Regions from separate parts of the Homo sapiens genome. Here region 1 is linked to region 2. The links are chromatin loops, found by intact Hi-C in ENCODE. Cell type or tissue: HCT116. All regions are shown on one strand. Each heading gives the region's core, and the rest is flanking DNA. Links, peaks and the distances in the headings are about the cores only. Region 1 overlaps SORCS3 (sortilin related VPS10 domain containing receptor 3). Region 2 overlaps SORCS3 (sortilin related VPS10 domain containing receptor 3).

Evidence for each region. Hi-C counts contacts between places; a loop is a spot of excess contacts. Peaks named below come from ENCODE experiments on the same cell type or tissue, not always from the same donor. Only the 100,000 strongest peaks of a DNase experiment are listed, where the experiment ranks them.
Region 1: a loop joins it to region 2, with 11 times the contacts of the local background. A loop is called at or near these places in 7 of 110 quality-filtered maps.

The regions. Positions count from the first base shown.
Region 1 is chr10:104,766,449-104,769,256 of GRCh38, reverse strand. All of the region lies in intron 1 of SORCS3 (sortilin related VPS10 domain containing receptor 3), which reads right to left. Among named protein-coding and RNA genes, the nearest start is that of SORCS3-AS1, 100 kb to the right of the region's middle. In HCT116, for the core only: a CTCF peak has its summit at 1,335; a DNase peak (open chromatin) is centred at 1,316; H3K27me3 peaks cover 1,300 bases.
Region 2 is chr10:104,936,707-104,939,514 of GRCh38, reverse strand. The region is part of intron 3 of SORCS3 (sortilin related VPS10 domain containing receptor 3); the gene reads right to left. Among named protein-coding and RNA genes, the nearest start is that of SORCS3-AS1, 270 kb to the right of the region's middle. In HCT116, for the core only: no CTCF peak of the experiment used is centred there; a DNase peak (open chromatin) is centred at 1,734; H3K4me3 peaks cover 550 bases.

The DNA.
Region 1 (2,808 bases), core at 38-2,537, 170 kb after region 2:
TAACATGCAGCAGTCTAGAGCCCCTGGAAGGAGTGTCATTTCTCCTGAATCTCTGCTCTTCCCTGTGCAATTGTGAAGAGCCCACACATTTCTCACACTACATGTTGGCTCCACTTTCTTAAATGCAAGTAAGTTGGCAGTTCTTTGACCCTCTCTTCTTCCACTCATGAAAACAGGAGAGGTGGAAGGTTTGGAAGATAGAGTGGTGGGAGAGGGGAGACACAGAAGCAAGGAAGAAACAAAGTGAAGCCTGTGTCAATATTCTGCAGAGAGGGTGCTGGAAAGTGGAGCTACTCTCTAAGGCCATTTGGATTCGGTCTGCATAGCCAGCTCCACACTTCGCCCCTGCCCTCTGTACCTCCCTCTGGGCCCAGGTCTTTACATACTTACCCACACTCTCTATGTGCTCTCATTTTGCCTCCATGACAGGTCACTCCAGTGTCATTCAGGAGGAGGAGTGTCTCTAATTAGGCAGAGAAAGTAGATGCTTCTTGCATAGAAAATTGGGTTGGAGGGAGCAAGGGGTAACCTCTGACTTGTGAAGCTTCTGAAGAGAAAATTCTCCATCAGCAGAAGCTGAACAAACACTGAATCACTAATAAGCACTGCAAGAGAATGAAGCTTCACCAATTTCTTCAAGAGCCCTGGTGACTTATTACAGGTGCTCTGTTTGATGGTAATGGATACCACACCATTGAAGAAAACAATAGACAGAAAAAAATCTTTTTGCTTATCTAATTTTTTGTTTCCTTTCTCCCATTCTCCCTGGCCCCGTCTCAACCACAACTTCTCCTTAAATATACTTTGTGTTATAAAATACAATTTAGAAAAAAAAAGTAGGACACAGTTTTTTCAGTATAACAAACTCTCAGATGTCTCAAAAACTATCTGTTGTTCACCTCCTTAATACTGAATTCCAATCCAATGTGCCTACTTATCTCCCTCTAAAGAAGGAAAAGTGACTGCTCTAAATGATTCTCAAACTTCAGTGCATGTAAGAATCACCTGGGGAGCTCCCAGAACAGTGCAGATTCATGGTGCCTTCCCTATGGAGTTAGATTCTGTGCATTTACTTTGGAGCTCAAGAAGCTGTACTTTAAACAAGTAAGACAGGTAATTGTAATTCTAAGGCAGTTCTCCTGTGAACCATACCTTTAGAAGCTCTGCTCTACAGTTCTGACCCAGGTCAAGGAGAATATATTTAGAGGTTTATTTTCAGAAAACATTTGACTCAAGTGCCAATTCTGCTTATTCTGTTAAACATCTGGGTTCTAGATCCCTTAGTATGCACTGTACTGGAGTACGATGAGCAATGCCTACAGTAAAACTATTCAAAGAGTGGCACCTATTGACCATGTTTTATACTACCAGCAAGCTCTAATAGACTCATAAATTTATCAAAAACCAAGAGTAGGAGGAAGGGGAGGAGAGGGGGGAAGAAGAGGGAGGGGAAGGGAGAAGGGAAAAGGGAGGGAAGGGAAAGGGGAAAGGGAAGGGGAAGCAGAAAGAGAGCGAGGAGAGGAAAGGGGAGGGGAGGCGGAGGGGGAGAGGAAGGCAAGTGGGAGGGGAAGGGGAAGGGAGTGGAGAAGGGGAAGGGGAACGGGGAGTGGAAGTGGGAGGGGAAGGGGGAAGGAAAAGGGGAAGGGGGAAGGGGGAGGAATAAAAACAAGGAGCAAGAAAGGGAGAGGAAGGGAAAGGGGGAAGGGGGAGAAGGCTGCAATTTCCAAAGACATGTACTGATACCTAACTTACCCAAGCTTGCCACAGTCAAGTCCTCTGGAATCAGCATTACAAAATATGTTGTTACTGCAGGCCCAGGAGGTAAGGCTTAGCCTGTATCTTAAGGTGGAACTTTATTGAGCAGGTAGGCTAGCAGTCCCAAGGCTCCTCGGGGCTTTTCCTTTACTCAGTGATTTGCAAAGCAGGACTTGCCACCCTCTTGAGAAGGTCATTTTTTCCATTGCTGCAGCACAGATTAAGTGGACAAACACTGCCCACTACTCAAGTATTTACTGATCATTTTCTCTATGTAAATCCTGAGCTGTGTCAGCACAAGTCACAGAATCAGCTCTCAGAGGGCTTACACTTAAGCTGGGAAAACAAGATGTTGAGAGTCAGAACCACATTTAATCAGAAGGCAAGGAGAACTTGGGGATGTGAGGCTAGTCACCAGAAGTATTGAAGGAATGTGAATCTGAGAACAACCACTTTTCCCATCCTTCCTCTAACCCCTGAAACATTAGAAACCTAAAAGATCATTACCCAGGGATAAATGAACCTTGTCTATAATACTGGAATGCAGATAATATTTATGTTAAATCAAACCACATAGTCATGGGGGAGAAGATAATGGGACAATATGTCACAGAAGGCCAATATGCACCCTTTGGGTGGAAACAGAAAGGAAGTTGCCATTTTCTCAAAAACAATTCAAGTTACAATGGAGAATTATACTCCACCACACACAGCACATTCAGAGGTACCGTGGCCCCACATCTTCTTGGACCCAGTGTGTGCTCTCTGCTTTTCCTTCCATCTACCACTTTTCCAAATCCTGTCTCCAACATGGCCCATACAGTGGCAGCAACAGAAAGTCAATGTGAATGCTCAACTGGCCACTGTGAAGGAGGACAGCATCCTCCAACAGTCAGCAGTATGGAGGGCCTTTTCTTGAATGAGTCATTCATTCATGATTCATTTACTGCTCTGTGCTAGGCACTGTGCCAGTGCCTGCGATACAAGAGTGAACACAAAGACACAGCCCCTCCTCTTCCCACAAAGCTCACATGAGACACAGACAAGCAAACA
Region 2 (2,808 bases), core at 195-2,694:
CTGTCATAAGAGGAGCCACGGGAATTCACTCTGGAGTGCAGAGAGTACACCTGCTTTGATCGGACATTTTGTGGGTTATTCTGACTTTGTAATTGCTTACTGATTTCAGCTTAGTTGAAATGAATGTCAACCCAGTGCCAGGCACTGTGTTAGGTACCAGTAAGCAGGGACAGATAATGCATGGTTCTGGCCTTGGGGCATTTACGACTTAGCAGGAGACACAAAGACATAAATGGCTGAGCTACAGGAAGATACATGCTAGGGAGGTAAACAAGAGTGCGATGAAAGCATCAAAAAGGGAGTAATCAATTCCACCATAAATGTCTCCTTTACTCCTCCTTCCTCGTCTCCTCCAGCCAGAGGTACTAGACTCTGGATTTTGGCAGAGGGTGCTAGAGGAAGAGTATAACTATCACAGCTGGAAGCCATTAATCCTATAGCAGTGACAGGAGAGGCCAGCAGAATGCTGAACACAGAAGGTGGGTCCAGAATGCAGTAGCCAAGTTCAGGTGCCATCTGGACCAGGAAAGCAGATCTGGGAAGCTGGGATAAAACCTGAAGCAAAAGACCTCTTCATTAGTTAGCCCTCCACAGGCCTCGTCCAGGGAAAGATTGAGAACCATTGACAAGTGGCTGCAATCCAGCTACCCTGGAACTGCCTTCAACACCTGCATCACGGCTTCCCCCGCAAGGCAGCAAGAAAAATGTTGCACTGTGACAGCCTGCAAGACATTATGCCAGGCACTATGATGCATACAAGAATGGGGAAAACTCAGTGCCTGCCATAACAGAACTAGCCATATTTATATAGATGGAAACATTAAAAGATAATATGTTGGTGGAAATGTGGGAGGAAACACTGGGCCAAGGTGATCAGGAAAGGCCCCCTTGGAACTGACTTCTGCACAGGGCCCTGAAGATGGTTAGAATTCAAGTAAGTGGAAAAAAGTTAGGGAGGATCATTTTAAGAGGATACTATGGGCATAAGCACTGGTGCTACTGGGGGAGTGTAAAGGAAACATGGGGAATCTAAATTCAAAAAAGGTCAAAGAGTATGAGTGAGATAAGGCAAGCAAAAATATTGGGTGTACATTACGAAGGAGCTTTAACCCCATGCTGTGGAGTTTGGCCTGAATCCTACAGGCAATGAGAAGTCACTGGCAGATTTTGATCAGAGTAGGAACTGAATAAAAACAAATTCTGTCACATAACACTTCCCCCTGAAAAACATTCCTCCCTGACCAATGAAGGCCATTCACTTGGAAGATGTCAAAGCCCAGCCTCATTCCAGGTTATAAATTTACCAGCTAACTACTGAGAACCACATCAGCTTGAGAAAGTTTGGGTCTCTCTGATGTATTTCTTTCCCAGTCAAAAATTTAAGGCACTAACGACAGTAAAGAAAGAAGCAAGCTGAGGCTGAATGGGCTCGTGATGCATAGGGAGTCCTGGAAGTGCCGAAAACACATTAAACTTCAGCAAAATCAAAGGGTAATACCAGAGTCCAAACTCTGTCAATCTGTCATCCTTCACCAGGTCAAGCGTCTACTACTTGGCTGGCTTCCATCTCCACTGGCACCTGCATCCAAACCACTGTGCACTGCTGTGCCTTGTAATTAAAGGTAAAAGCACACACATGCACTGCCAGAGGAGAGAGGCCAAACATGTGGGGAAGCATCATTTGGAAGTGCCCATTAGTGTGGCAAGGTCCATAAAGCAATGGCATTCTGCCACCACTTTGCTGAGTGACCTTCAACAAGCTCCCTTGAGGTGAGCAAGAATTGACTCACTCATTCTTTTTGTATTGACTCAGCCATGGGGAATGAGGCATCTGGCTGGAGTGGGGAAGGGTTGCCCTTCCAAGACCCGAACTTACTTTGCTCTAGACTGAAGGAAAACGTATCATATGCACCATCCTTCTTGACTCAGATATTTAATGTTGTTTTGCCTCGTGGTAAGCGAAAGTAATGTGAGCTTTCGGCCATGATGAAAGAGAACTTAAACTGACTTGAAAACACTTATTCTATGTTAGTTATCTTTTAAAATAAAACTTAGATTTTATAGTGAACTCTCCTAATGAATTTATATATTTGGCATCCTGGCATTCAAATTAACACCTACATTTTCTAGAATCTGCTTAATTTCTAAAGTGAAGTCCAATTGCAATGGGAATGCATAAAAACCATTGATCCACGTGGCAAACTCTAACTTACCTTTTGAAGCAAGGGTCCTCAACCCCTATACTGGTCAGTGGCCTGTTAGGAACTGGGCTGCACAGCAGGAGGTGAGTGGACGGCAGGCCAACATTACTGCCTGAGCTCCGCCTCCTGTCAGATCATCAGGCATTAGGTTCTCATAGGAGCATGAACCCTCCTGTGAACTGCACATACAAGGGATCTAGGTTGCACACTTATGAGAATCTAACTAATGCCTGATGATCTGAGATAGAACAGTTTCATCTGAAATCACCCCCTGTGCCCCCATCTGTGGAAAAATTGTCTTTCACAAAACTGGTCCCTGGTACCAAAAAGGTTGGGGACCACTGTTTTGAAGCCTAGTCAAATGTGACCTCTGCCACATCTTCCTCTAAACATTCATGGTAGATTAATCAGTCCCTCCTTTGTGTTACCAAAGCACTTGATAGATTATGTTTCCTTGGACAGAGACCAAGTCTGTTCATTTGGTGATCCCTGTACCTGGCACCATGTTGATCACTGAGAAAGTTTTCAAAAACTGTTTGCTGAATTGATAGCAGTCTGGGTTTACTTGCATTTGATCCTATGTTCAACAACAAGAATCCCAAACAGC